Regions from separate parts of the Homo sapiens genome. Here region 1 is linked to region 2. A link is a loop called in an ENCODE intact Hi-C map of the cell type or tissue named here. Cell type or tissue: heart right ventricle. All regions are shown on one strand. Links, peaks and the distances in the headings refer to the core of each region. The heading gives the core; the rest is flanking DNA.

What was found. Hi-C counts contacts between places; a loop is a spot of excess contacts. Peaks named below come from ENCODE experiments on the same cell type or tissue, not always from the same donor. Only the 100,000 strongest peaks of a DNase experiment are listed, where the experiment ranks them.
Region 1: a loop joins it to region 2, with 2.6 times the contacts of the local background. A loop is called at or near these places in 4 of 110 quality-filtered maps.

Annotation. Positions count from the first base shown.
Region 1 is chr1:67,991,624-67,999,398 of GRCh38, reverse strand. The region is part of intron 1 of GNG12-AS1 (GNG12, DIRAS3 and WLS antisense RNA 1); the gene reads right to left. Among named protein-coding and RNA genes, the nearest start is that of DIRAS3, 55 kb to the left of the region's middle. In heart right ventricle, for the core only: no CTCF peak of the experiment used is centred there; no DNase peak of the experiment used is centred there.
Region 2 is chr1:67,860,533-67,868,307 of GRCh38, reverse strand. The region is part of intron 1 of GNG12-AS1 (GNG12, DIRAS3 and WLS antisense RNA 1); the gene reads right to left. Among named protein-coding and RNA genes, the nearest start is that of GNG12, 31 kb to the right of the region's middle. In heart right ventricle, for the core only: no CTCF peak of the experiment used is centred there; no DNase peak of the experiment used is centred there.

The sequences.
Region 1 (7,775 bases), core at 1,594-6,593, 130 kb before region 2:
TTCAGTATCACTATTCTCATACAATGTGGTACTAGAAGTTCCAGGCAGCACAATAGACAAGAAAAAAATGGCAATCAGATTGAAAAGGAAGGAATTAAACTTTCTCTGTCTAAATATGACATAATTTCCTAAATCAAAAATCCCAAGAAATCCACCAAAAAAACCCCTTCCTGGAACTAATAAGTGAATTGAGCAAGGTCACAGGATTAACAAGAAAATAAATTACATTTCTATATGCCAACATGGAACTGAAATCAAAAGCATACTATTTATAATTGCTCCAAAGAAAATTAAATACTTAAGTATAAATCTAACAAAACATGTATAGGAGCTATATGCTCAAAATCACAAAATGCTGATGAAAGAAATCAAAGCAAGGCCTTAGGCTTGCTTAGAAGCCTAAGAGATGCTTAACCGTGTTCATGGACTGGAAAACTGAACAAGATAAAGCTGTCAATTCTCTGCAAATTGATCTATAGATTTAATGCAATCCTTATAAAAACCCCAACATGGTGTTGTAGACACAAGCTTATTTTAAAATTTACATAAAAATAAAAAGGCCCTAGAACGCCCAAAATAATAATAATAATAAAATAGTATTATTCTACTATTATAATATATAATATATAAAAATATACATACAATTATATAATAATAATAATATATTATTATTATTGAGATGGAGTTTCACTCTTGTTCCCCAGGCTGGAGTGCAATGGTGCGATCTCGGCTCACTGCAACCTCCACCTCCCGGGTTCAGGCAATTCTCCTGCCTCTTCCGCCCAAGTAGCTGGGATTACAGGCATGCACCACCACGCCTGGCTAATTTTGTATTCTTAGTAGAGACGGGGTTTTCACCATGTTGGTCAGGCTGGTCTTGAACTCCTGACCTCAGGTGATCTGCCTGCCTAGGCCTCCCAAAGTGCTGGGATTAGAGGCGTGAGCCGCCTTGCCCGGCCCAAAATTATTTTGATAAAGAAAATTATGAAGAATCAGTCTTCTCCATGTTAAAGCTTAACATATAGCTGCAGTAATCAATATGTAGTCCTGGCAGAAAGGCACATAGATCAATGAAACAGCATAGAGAATTCAGAAATAGACCCATACAAATATGCTCAACTGATTTTTAACAAAGATTTGAAAGCAATTCAATGTAAGAGGGATAGCCTTTTCTACGTGGAGCAGGAGTGAACAATGGACATTGCTATGGTCTGAATTTTATTTTCCCCGTATCTATATGTTGAAGCTGTAACTCACAATGTGACTGTATTTTGAGATAGGCTTTTGGGAGGTAATTAAGGTTAAATGTGATTATAAGGGTGGAATCCTAATCCAATAAGATTAATGGCCTTATAAGAAAAGGGAGAGCTGTCTCCCTCCCTGCGCCCTCTCTCCTACCTCTTACTCCTCAGCATGTAATGACACAGTGAGAAGGCCATCTGCAAGCCAAGGAAGCGAGCTCTCACCAGAACCTGACCATGCTGGCACCCTGATCTCAAACTTTCAGCCTCCAGAACTGCTAGAAAATAAATTTTTGTTGTTTAAACCACCCACTGCACAATATTTTATTATGGCAGCCCAAGCTGACTAATGTAGGCATGTATTGGCAAACAACAACAACAACAACAACAACAACAAAAAACCCCAACCTAAACTCCACACCTTATACAAAGATTAACACAAAATATATCATGGATTTAAATGAGAAATGCAAAACTATAAACCTTTTAGAAAGAAACATAGGGGAAAATCTTTGGGACCTAGAAATGAGTGAAGAGTCTTCAGATCTGATACTAAGTGCCTGATCTATTAAAGGAAAAATTAGTGTGTTTTTATCAGCGATAATCAAAATTAAAAATTCTTGCTCTACGAACTACCCTACTAAAAGGATAAAAGACAAATTATGGGCTTGAAGAAAATACTTGTAAATCACTTGACAAGTATTTCTATCTAGAATATATAAAGAACTCTCAAAACTCAGTACTTTAAAAAGTCTACTTAGGAATTGGGCAAATACCTAAACAGACACTTATTAAAGAAGATGTACGGATGGCTGATAATCATGTGAAAAGATGTTCAGCATCATTAGTCATTGGAGAAACACAAATTAAAGCTACAATGAAATATTACTGCACCCCTAAAAATGGCTAAAATAAAAAACAATAATATCAGCAAATGCTGCGAGGATGTAGAGAAACTGAATTATTCAGACATTGTTAGGGGGAATTTAAAATAGTGCAAGTACACTGAAAATGTTTGGAATTTTTTTTTAATTAAACATAAACTTAAAACATATGATCCAGTGATTGTATTTCCAGGTATATATTCAAGAGAAATGTGACATATATTTATCACACAGACTTAGACATGGATGTTCATAGCAGCTTTATTCATAATAATCAAAAGGGGAAACAATTCTAATACCCACCAAATGGTGAATGAGTAATTACAATGTCAGTTGGTGAAAGGATAATTAAATTGTGGCACATACATACAACAGAACATTGCTGAGCAATAAAACTTAATGAAATACTGGTACATGCTACAACATGGATGAAGCTCAAAAACATACTATTTCTACCTCCTGACTCTTCAAAGTCCTTTTGACCTTTTTAATGTGCTTAGCTGAGTGTCTCATGGGGCCCAGAGTGTTTATTGTTAAAAACAAATAGAAAACAAAAGAATATTCAAAGCAGTCTCACACCACATGGATACCAAAGCTCACAATTAGTAATAAGACTGCAGCTCTGTTTTATTGGTTTTCAGAACTGGAGCCAGGCTTAGAGGTACAACTGGGGATGCTTGGCATTGTGCAGCTAGAGGTGAAATTCTTGTAGCCCAGAAGAACCAGAAGAAAACATTTGCCAAGAATGTTTTCCTTAATCAAAGAGGAAATTTCATCAGAGGTTTGATCAGATACCTATAGTGATCAGATAGCTGCATTGTAGTCCCAATCATAACCAGTGCAGACTAGGCCATGTGACCTTGTTATTCTCATGACTCTTAGGGTGGCCTCCAGGAAATCAAAATTTTTCAGTTCTGATGGAAGTATGGGTGCAAAGCTGAAACTTGAAAAAAACTGATAAAAGAGTTTTCCCCAGAAGTGGCCCCTGCAGCTTACTTTGACTCCATACAGTGATCCTGGCCCAGCCCAGACACAGACAGAATTGACAGTTTTCCTTGGCCCTTCTTCTTTTTTTTTTTCTAACTTTCTGGTAGTCACATTTTATTTATTTATTGTTTATTTATTTAAATATATTAATTGACAAAATTGTATATATTCAAGGTGTACAATGTGATTATTCGATACATGGATACATTGTGCAATGATTACCACAACCAAATTAATTAAAACATCCATCACCATCCATGCTGTATATTAGATTCCCAAAACTTGCTCATCTTACAGCTTAAAACTTTTTACCTTTTGACCAACATCTCCCCATTTTCCCCACCCCCAAACCCCTGTTAACCACTGTGCTACTCTCTGTTTCTATGAGTTTGACTTTTTTTGGATTCTACATATAAGTAAAATCATATAGTATTTGTCTTTCTGCATCTGGCTTTGTCACTTAGCATAACGTCCTCCAGGTTCATCCATGTTGTCCCAAATGACAGAATTTCCTTACTTTTTTATGGCTGAATAATATTCTAGTGTGTATGTGTTTGTGCATGTGCCTGTGTAATCACATTTTTAAAATCTATCTGCTGATAGTCATTTAGGTTGTTTCAAAATCTTCGCTATTGTAATCACAATAGCATTAATCAATGCTGAAATGAACATGAGGGTGCAGATATCTTTTTGAGATACTGATTTCACTTCCTTTGGGTATGTACTCAAAAGTGGGATTGCTGGATCACATGGTAGTTCTATTTTTTAAAAAAGAAACCTCCATACTGTTTTCCACAATGATTGTACCAATGATTGTGCCATGAAGAGTGTATAAGGGTTCCCTTTTCTTCATACACTAACACTTGTTACTTTTTAATCTTTTTTTTTTTTTGGAGACAGAGTCTTGCTCTGTCACCCGGGCTGGAGTGCAGTGGTGCGATCTCGGCTCACGGCAACCTCTGCCTACCTCAGCCTCCCAAGTAGCTGAGATTACAGACGTGTGCCACCATGCCCAGCTAAATTTTTTATATATATATTTTTTTGGTAGACACATGGTTTCACCATGTGGGCCAGGCTGGTCTTGAACTCCTGACCTCAGGTGATCCACCTTCCAGAATGCTGGGATTACAGTTGTGAGCCACCATGCCTGGCCTTTTTATCTTTTTGATAAAACCCATCATAACAGGTGTGAAGTGATATCTCATTGTGGTTTTGATTTTCATTTCTCTGATGATTAGTGATATTGAGCACTTTTTCATATACTTGGTCATCGGTAGGTCTTCTTTGGAAAAATGTCTATTTAGATGCTTTGCGCATTTCTTAATTAAGTTTTTTGGTTGTTTTTGCTATTGAGTTGTTTGAGCTCCTTCTACATTTTGGATATTAGTCCCTTATAAGATATATGATTCGCAAATATTTTTTCCCATTCTAATATATTGCCTTTTCATTTTGTTGATTGTTTCCTTTGCTGTGCAAAAGCTTTTTAGTTTAATATAATCCAGCTTGTTTAATTTTCTTTTGTTGTCTGTGCTGCTGGTGTCATATCCAAAAATCACTGCCAAGACCAATGTAAAGAAAGTTTTTCCCTATATTTTCTTCTGGGAGTTTATGGTTTCAGATTTTAAGATTAATGGATTAAGCCTTTAATCCATTTTGAGTTAATTTTTGTATATGGTGAAAGGCAAGGGTCCAATTTCTTCTTTTCTTTTAAATAAAAACAGCCTTGTAAAAGGGGTCCAATTTCATTCCTTTGAAGGTGGATATCTAGTTTTCTCAACACCACTTATTGAAGAGATTTTCCTTTCCTCATTGTGTATTATTGGTTCACCTGTCAAAGATTGGTTGACCATATATACATGAGTTTATTTTGGGGCTCTCTAATCTGTTCCATTGGTCTAAGTCATTACCATACTGTTTTGATTACTACAGCTTTGTAATATATTTTGAAATCAGGGAGTGTGATACCTCCCACTTTGTTCTTTTTTCTCAAGGTTGCACTAGCTATTTAAGGTCTTTTGTGGTTCCACACAAATTTTAGGATTTATTATTCCATTTCTGTGAAAAATGCTATTGTAATCTTGATAATAATTGCATTGCATCTGTAGATCACTTTGGGTAGTCTGGACATTTTAACAACATAAATTCTTCTGATTCATGAACATGAAATATCTTTCCATTTATTTGTGACTTCTATAGTTTATTTCTTCAATATCTTACAGTTTTTAGTATACAGATTTTTTACCTCTTTTGTTAAATTTATTCATAAACATATTATTCTTTTTGATGTTATTGTAATTGGGATTGATATCTTAATTTCATTTTCAACTAATTTGTTCTTAGTGTACAGAAACACACTAATTTTCATATGTTGATTTTGTGTCCTGCACCTTTATTGAATGTATTAGTTCTAAAAGTTTATGGTGGAGTCTTTAGGGTTTTCTTTACATAAGATTATATCATCTGTAAACAGACAATTTAACTTCTTTCTTTCCAATTTGAATGCCTTTTATTTCTTTTTCTTGTCTAATTGCTCAGGCTAAGACTTCCAGTAGTATGTTAAATAGAAGTGACAAGAACAGGCACCCTTGTCTTGTTTCTGATCTAAGAGGGAAAGATTTCAGTTGTCACCATTGAGAGTGATGTTGACTGTGGCTTCGTCGCATATGGCCCTTATTATGTCGAAGTATATTTCTTCCATACCTAATTTGATATGACTTTTTATCATGAAAGGATGTTGAATTTTGTCAAAATTTTTTTCTGTATCTGTTGAGATGATCATTCTGTTAATGTGGTGTATTCATATCTATTGGTTTACAAATGTTAAATTATCCTTTTCTCTCAAAGATAAATCTCACTTGATCATGGTATATGATCCTTTTAATGTGATGTTGAATTTGGTTTGCTAGAATGTTGTTGAAGATATTTGCATCTATGTTCGTCAATATATTCATCAATATTCACTTATATAACAACTATTTACATAGCATTTATATACATAGGTATTATAATTCCTATGTATATAAATAATTATATATTATGTATATAATTATATATTATGTATATAATTATTATATACTATTATAATAATTTAATATGTATATAAATGTATATGTATATAAATTATTGTATAATATTAATTATTATTATTAATATTATAATACAAAGGTATTACAGATAATCTAGAAGTAATCTAGTAATCTAGAGGTGGGCAGATGTGTATAAGTTATATGCAAATACCATGCCAGTTTACATAAGGGACTTGAGTATCCATGGATTTTGGTAAATGCAGGTGGTCCTGGAACCAATCCCCCATGTGTACTGAGGGATGACTGTATATGGTTTAGTGAGGCCTTTGGATTGACTCCACTGCAAAGGCCATGACCCTGGTTGAGTTCTGAGAATATGGTCAAATTTGACTTTGTAAAAGAAGTTAAAGTCATTGTAATGAGGTTTTCATAGGTGAACATGGAGAAGGATCAAAATCAGTTCTTTCTTTCTCCATGGACCTGGTGTAGAGCTGTGATCTGACTGTAATCAAGGAACATGCAGGGCGACCTCACCTGTGGGTTGCCACAGGCTCCCGCAAAAGTCTCAGGATTCACCTGACCCCAGTTTTTGGTTGGACAGACTAATGGACATCTCTGAGGGAATGTAAGAAGTGAGGCACAGAAGACCACATACTATATGATTCCATTTTTATGAAATATCCTGAAAAGGCAAATACATATGGACAGATAGTAGATTATTGTTTGTTTGGGGCCCACAATGGGAACCAGCAGTGAAAATGGGCACAAGGAATTTTTCAGAGATAATGAAAATGTTCTAAAATTTGAATGCAGTTATAGTTGAATAACTCAGCAAATTCAATAAAAATCACTGAGTTTATATTTAAAATGAATGAATTGTATGGTACATAGATTATACCTCAAGAAAGTCGTTAATTTTTAAGAATGACTCAACTTAAAAGTCATTTACAGAAAAACTGTTAACAAATGAATAACATTAGTATGCAGGTAGAGCTTGAAGACAATTCTCAGATAATAGAAGTTGGGCATACTCTTTGTTATATGCCCTCTAGTTCTATCCCAGGGTTGGTATTTCTTGATGCTAAGATGCTGCATTGAAATCAAAATTTAACATGGAGAATCACAAAGGCAGTGGGTCTACCAGTAACACATGGCACATTGTATATTTAAAATTTCACACCTCGTTTGCTCAGAGTTGTCATTATTAAATAATGGGTTTTCTGAGAAAATTACACACATATTAGAATTTCCATGTTAAATTAATGAATTAAGACAGTAGCAGAAATCAGAATGGTCCATTCTATACAAATGTCCTGATTTCACTAGAGACATTTCACCCAGTGCAAAATCCTAAGTGTAGTTTTACAGTTTTACTCAGTTCTCTGGCATTCTCGAATTCGCTTCGAGGCTTGAAAAGTGTGGGAAATATCTGTTTCTTGCAAAGAAGTTCAGCTATCCTCAGGGAATAAATGAGCCAAGCTAGAGAATACTGGTGAGAGATCAACACATGGGTTGCCATTATTTGTTTGCTAAAAATATGTTTACTGTAGTAGAACATATTTTCAGGCAGCCAAGATGTGGAATCCTCAGTTCATTCATTTAACTCTCCATCTGTTCAGTGCTCTGCCACTTTTATT
Region 2 (7,775 bases), core at 922-5,921:
GACATATGGAGAAATTGAGGCAGGTAGATAAAGTGTCTTACTTGCACTAGCTTGGTGTAGTGACCCTATGCAAATCAACTCACCTGTTAACTATATATTTTTAGTTATTTTCTTAGTGGCTGCTCTAGAGATTACAATATCCATTTTATTACAATTTATTTCAGGTTAACAGTGACTTAATCCTGTTAAAACATAGCCAACTTTGCTGCAATATAGCTCTATTTCCGTGTTCTTCCTTTGTGCTATTATTGTCATCTATATGGCATCTTACATAGTTTATAAACCCAGCCATACAGTATCACAATCATTGCTTTGAACAATCTATGTCTTCTAAGCAAATTTTTATTTAAAAATTATATGTTTATACTGTCATTTATATTTGCCACTTCTAATGTCCTTCATTTCTTTCTGTGGATTCCAGTTACTGTCTGGTATCATTACCTTTTAGCCTGAAGGACTTCCTTAATACTTCCTGCAAGGCAGGTCTGCTAGCATCAAATTCTCCGTCTTTATTTGGGAATGTCTTTATTTCACCTTTATTTCTCCAAGATAGTTTTGATGAATATAGATTTTTGGTTGACCTTTTTCTTATTTCAGCGCTTTGAATGTGTATTCCATGACCTCCTGACTCCATTGTTTTTGAGAAGTCTGTTAGTTAACCATATAATTGTCTCCCTGTACATAAGTCATTTTTCTTGTTTTCAAGGTTTTCTTGGGTTTTCAACAGTTTCTCTTTGATGTATCTAAGTGTAAATGTCTTTGTATTCACCCTACTTGGTGATGGTTGCATTTCTTGAATCTCTAGATTAACTTTTTTTTTTTTTTTTGAGACAGAGTCTCGCTCCATTACCCAGGCTAGAGTGCGGTGGCACAATCTCAGCTCACTGCAATCTCCGCCTCCCAGGTTCATGCCATTCTCCTGCCTCAGCCTCCCAAGCAGCTGGGACTACAGGCGCCCGCCACCACGCCCAGCTAATTTTTTGTATTTTTAATAGAGACAGGATTTCACCGTGTTAGCCAGTATGGTCTCGATCTCCTGACCTCGCGATCCACCCGCCTCCACCTCCGCCTCCCAAAATGCTGGGTTTACAGGCGTGAGCCACTGTGGCCGGCCAGATTAATGTTTTTATTATCAAATTTGCAAATTTGTCAGCCATTATGTCTTCAAATAATTTTACTGCCTTCCTTCTCTCTCCTTGACCTCTGGGATTTTCATTACATGCATATTGACAGTTAGTGTTGCCCCACAGATCTTTGAGAGACATTTTTCTTCAATATTTCTTCTCTATGTTTTCCAGATGGGATAATTTCTATCTGCCTTCAAGTTACCGGATTCCTTATTCCATGATACCAAATTCGTTATTTATCCCATCTAGTAAATTTTTTGTTTACATTATTGTGTTTTATAACTCTAGATTTCCAGTTTTATAGTATCTATTTATGTATTTATTGAGATTCCCCATTTTTTGAATCATTTTCATCACAATTTCCTTAAATCCTTTACAGGTAGTTTCCTTTAATTCCTTGGACATGTTTATAATAGCTATTTTGAAGTCTTCGTCTGCTGAATCTATCATCTGGGTTCACTTAGAGATTATGCATATTGGCTGTGTTTTTCCTAAGTAAGGGCCGCACTTTCTGGTATTTGCACATCTCACAATTATTTTTTCAACTGGACATTAATCAAAAATTATCAAAATATATTGTAGTAACTTTGTTTTCTGGTTTATTTCTCTAAACTCTTATTGTTGATTTTTGTTTTCATTATTTATTTAGTAACTTACCCATATGTAATCTGTAGAATCTGTCTCCTCTGCAGTATGCAGTCATAGTTGTCTCTGCTTAGCTTTTTTTTTTTTTTTTTTCAGAGATAGGGTCTCACTCTGCCATCCAGGCTGGAGTGCAGTAGCATGATCATAGCTCACTGCAGCCTTGAACTCCTGGGCTCAAGCTATCCTCCCATTTTAGCCTCCCAAGTAGCTGGGGGGGCCGGGCACGGTGGCTCACACCTGTAATCCCAGCACTTTGGGAGCCTGAGGCGGGTGGATCACCTGAGGTCAGGAGTTCAAGAACAGCCTGGCCAACATGGCGAAACCCTGTCTCCACTAAAAAATACAAAAATTAGCCAGGCATGGTGGCATATGCCTGTAATCCCAGCTACTCAGGAGACTGAGGCAGGAGAATCGCTTGAACCCAGGAGGCAGAGGTTGTAGTCAAAATCATGCCATTGCACTCCAGCCTGGGTGACAAGAATGAAATTCTGTCTTTAAAGAAAAAAAAAAAGTCTACCAGATAGCTAGGACCACAGATGAATGATATTATGCCCACATAATTGTTTTATTTTATTTTTGTAGAGATAGGATCTTGCTATGTTGCCCAGGTCGGTCTGGAACTCCTGGCCTCAAGCAATCCTACTGCCTCGGCCTCCCAAAGCACTGGAAGCATTTTTCAATCCTTACTTTTACTTTTTAGTCTAGTTTTCTAGAAGTTGCTCCTGTGTCTGCATAGCTTAGTAGTCAGTAATTGGTCAGAAAATGCTCAAATGCCTTCAGCCAGTAAGACTCCTAGCTATTGTTGATGGACCTGAGTGTGGGTCAAACTTTGTGCATACAAGTTTCAGGTGGGCATCAGGTTGGCCCCAGCTTTTACTTTCCATTAGGCCCCACATGGACTTCTTGTGCATGCATATCCTCTCAGTCAACCAGTGATGTGTGGAGAGCTGATTTAATTCCCAAGGTCTTCCTGTTGAATTTCTGGCCACAATCTGAGGCTAGCAAAACTGTAGGCTCTTCTTGTGTGTTTCTAATTTTCTGATTTTACTGACGATGCCCTTCACTCTAAATCAAGTCAGTGCCTTCTGGCACAAGCAGATCTACCCTGGCAACACTATTGTGACAACAGATCTATGGTTATGAGGCATCCCCAAGCAAGAACATCACAGACTCCCATTGTTCTTACCCAGAGATAGGAACTTTGTTCTTACCCAAAGTTCAGCAAGGTTCCATGAATAAATGTTTCCCAGTTTGTTGTTGACCTCTGTCCATTCCCAGAAGACTAAAATTGTTGGTTTGGACAGTTTTCTCCAGTTGTTTTTGGGAAAGAGGATTTGTTATCTTCTCCACTCTGCATTACTGAAAGCCCTGCCTGAAATTCACTTTAAAGGGCTTTGGGTTTCTCATCAATAAAATTAGGTTTCTTCCTCCCTAGTCCTGTGCTATTTCCACTGGATCAGGGTTTCCAAATGTTTTGAGGAACTTGAGGAGTATTAAAAGATGATAGGAATGTATTACCTAAGCTTTGGGAAAGTACAACCTAACCTGACTCTAATTAGCTGAAGCATATTGGAAGGATACAAGGCAGCTCAGAGACAAGACTGCCACTAGCACAAATTTAAAAGGATGCTCCTCCCTCAAATGAAAGATGGTTCCATTAGTATATTATTGCACAACCAAGCACCATATTCAGGCCACCCGGGAAAAGTAGACACCAGGCAGGTAGCTACCTTACCTGCAAATGAAGAGAAGGGGAGGGAAAATAAATTAATGGATAAAACGAGGGGCAAGAGAATGATGGCTGTTATTTCATAAATTGAATGTATCTTTAAAATTGGCAACCCAAATATATGTGTCCCACTCATAAGAAAGTAAAACTAAAGCCTCTTGCTTGGACACACACCCTTGGTTTTCCAGGCCATACAAAGAAAGACTGCAAGGGCCCTGACAGGCAGAGCTACAGGTGCTCTGTAGAGATGGGGTCTTGCTATACACACTCGTGCCCACATTCCTGGCTGCTTGTCCATGTCCTATACTGGAACATACACACTGTTGGCAGAGACACACTCCATGCCCCCAGTCCTATTCCCTAGGCAAAGGGACTGTGTCTAGATAGGTTTCTGAGGGTATCTAAGAGCAGTGGAAGGATGACAGAAAAAACCTCATGGAATTCTTGGGGTTGCACAGGAACAAAACCAGGTTGTGAGTACATGGGCATCAACAAGTGTGCGTGTAGGTCTCCAAAGTGAATGTATATTCCTGAATGCTGGTGCAGCCTAACTTCATCAGGAACTCTCCTCTACTACTTCCAGATGCAGCCAGAAATCCCAGACTCTCCATTATCCACCGCCCCTCCCAACCCCCATTCTCACAGGAGTTAATATAGATCTACAGCATGAATGTTTTCTTTCTTTTTAGACATGGTGCCCTTAAGCAGTGCGCAGCCTGTATAATTACACAAAGGAAGGCTGGAAAACCAGAATGTTAAAAGCCCAAGAAGAAGAGTAGCTCCAAAGATCCAGGAAGCAGAGCACCATCACCAGGATAAATGAATTTCAACTATATTGAATCACTGCATTGTTCCATTCAAGATATAAATTCCAGAGAGAAAGCATTTGATTGGTCCATCTTGGGTCACATGCCTATACTTTGGCCAGGGCATGGCAAGGTCCCCTGATTAACACCCACTTCGCACTGCGTCAAATCAAGAGGCACAGTTTCCCAGGACAAAATTATGGTGCTATTCCCAGAAAAGTGAACACATACTGAGCAGGCAATAACAACAGATGGCCAACACAAAAAATTAATTAGGGATCAGATATCTTTACTGTAGGAGTAGGACTTCTCAGAGCCTTCAATTAGCAAATCTTATTTTCTGAATCCTTCATAGGAGATAAAATATAGAGCATGTCTCAATTATATTACCAAGAAACCATTTTTCGACAGAGCATTTAAAGAGACTAATGAGTTTCCCAAAAAACACTTTTAGGAAAATTAAATCCTTTCCGGTTTTCCACTAAATTGGCCTTTACAATTTTTTCTCTGGGTTTTGAGCATTTGTGTGGTTAAGTTGTTCAATGATGCATAACTTATGATATATTGTGTTTCTTTCAGTATAATTGAGCAATTTTATCATAGAAATTGCACTACTCAATTTTATTAAGAAAAATCTCCCTTTTCCTAAGATAGTAATATATTCAGATTTACAAAATATTTCAAGGCATGGATCAGACAAAACAAGCATTCAAAAAAGCACAATTACAAAATAAGAAAAAGGTGAACTGTGTTCCAAAATGAGAGGAATACAAACAATTTATCAATTTTACTGTTCCAAGTGATTGGACAGGAGCATAAAAATGCATTTAAAAATTTCTATTACCATAAAACTCATAGAGAGACATTTATTTATAGGAAGTAAAATAACAGAATGCTGCATGTAAAATAGGTAGCCTGTTAGCCCCAAAGCTAGAGCCATTTGGGAAAGAGTTCCCAGAAATTAATTAAGAGGATACACTGAAATCAACCAGACATGGGTTGAAATCCAGGACCCATCCTAAAGTAACTACGTGATCTTGAGCAAATTACAAGCTCTCTTCTGTTATCTTATTTCTAAAATAAGAACAATGACACCTACTTTAGAGGCTGGCTAACCAGTGCACTCTTCAATTAACTACTGTCTTACTATTTATAAAGTTTGGAGCAAATTAAAAATACTAATTGTCCCCTTAGCATAGCCTCCTGGCCATGTAGCATAGCTAATGAAATGAGTGTATGACAGTAAAGGGGCATGGATCTGGGTCCACCACAGAGGGACATCAACTTAGAGGCAGGGAGGCATAGAAAGGGAAATCACTGAGCAAGTCACAGGCCTCAAGTTTGTGTATCAGTCTATACAGGCAGTTATAGGACCATGATGAAGAGAAGAAACTTTTCAGTCGCTCTGGGTTCTCATCCTCACTCCATCACCCACTAACTAGCTTTGTGATCTAAGAAAAGGTACCTATCCTCTCTTTGCTTCAGTTTCATCATTTTTAAAGGTTGCATAAAAAAGTCTATCTCACTGGATAGCTGAATCAAGTGTGGCCATGTGTGTTGTGTGTTTATCTCAATGCATGGCACATAAATGCTCAGCCAATGCTAGCTAGTAATCCTATTACTAGTAGTACTAGCAGTATTGATAATAGTAGTGGAGTTTCCAGGCTTTGGCTCAGGAATAAAATGTGTGTCTCCACATGATTAAGGATTAAAAAGGAAAATAAGAGTTATCATTCTATATAGACTGGGTTATCCAGGCAGCCACTGAGGACAACAAGGCCAAGATACAGATACAGAAACAAGGTACCTGTGGGAGACCAAGTGATAATAGCAGGGTAGAAACACAGCAACTAAAACTGGGACACATAATCAGGTTTTAACTAGCATCAAGTATGGCATGATGCAATTGGGCTAAACTTGCTGACATAGAGATCAAGATGGCTCAGCTGTTGGTAGAGAACTCTGGGAAAGGCAGACAGGCAACTCATAAGCACAGAAAAGGCACAATAACTCCTTATGTATGCAGAGGTCATTTATTCAGTAGTCTCTCTCACAGAGCAAGTAAACAAAAAGGGTTTCTGAGCAATCTTTGTCATAAAGCCCACGAAACAAAACACACATCTTCTACTCAAAAGTAATTTTTCATCTCTTCATTCAGCTCCTGTTTACTGGCATTTTACATACAATTTCAATGAGCATTTGTATCTGGTTTCCTAGCCCAGGACAGATTTAGGGAGAAATGAGAAACTTCTAGTGGCAGGAATCCTGTCAAAAAGGCAAGCACTGTAAAATTATTAAAAAATAGAAACAAGTCTTATAAAGCATAGTGGTCTTGTGCCATTGCATGCAAGGGCAAATTGCCTTGGATGCCTCACAAGCCAAGAAAGCACATTATAATACTAGATGTTCATAATGATAATTTTGAGTCTTCTCATCTTAATAAATAGTATCAACGATCACCAGCGGTCAAGCCAAACATCCAGAAGTCACTATCTTTGCCTTATCCTACATATCTAATCCATCAGCAAGTCTTGATGATCATAAAGCTAAAATATGCTCTGGATCTGTCTGTACACTTCTCGCCACCATCACTGTCATAGCCCAAGCCACTGTAGTCACTTGCCTAGATCACAGCAATGGCCTCCTAGCTGGCCTCCTCAATAATCCATTCACCTTGCAAAAACCAAAGTGAGCTTTTAGAGACAAACATTGTATATGTCAATTCCCTGATTTAAAGCTCTAGGAGCTTTCTACCATCTTAAAAGGGAAATCAAGATGCAGTATTCTGTTTCTGAGACCTGTAAGATCCAACAACTGCTTTCCTGGATGCTTATGTCCTCCTCCATCCAGCCACACTCTCCTCTCTGTTCCTTGAATATGCCAAGATCACAGCTGCCGGGGACTCTCTGCATTTGTTCTTCTATCTTCCTGGCATGCTCTTCCTCCGGATCTTCACAGACACCAGATCAAATGTCACCTCCTCCCACAGGTCTCTCTGATCACCCAGTCCAAAGTAGCTGCCCCATCATTCTATCACTTTGCCTGGTCTGATGTTTTTGGATAACATTTAACACTCCCCAGATATTTCCTGTTTATTTCATTGAGCATGATCTCTCTCCCACACTGGAATGTGCTCTTGTCTCTCTCATTTGCCCTTGTGTCCCCAGTACCTAGAATAGTGCCAGGCACAAATAAATATTTAATAAGTATTTGTGAAATTATATAAATGAATAAATATGCCTCAATTTGTTTTAAAAAAAATAATAATCTTCAAACCTTAACCATTATTAGTGAATGCACATAAGTCATGTGCAGCCCCCTCATCACTAGTAAGGTCCTACTGATGGCTAAGAACCTCTCCTATGCCCAATGACAAGAGGTGTGAGTGTTTTCTCCCAGGAGAGCAGCATGATGGAGAAGGGCTTTGACAGAGGTGAATCTAGAGGGTGTGTGCAGAATAGATCAAAG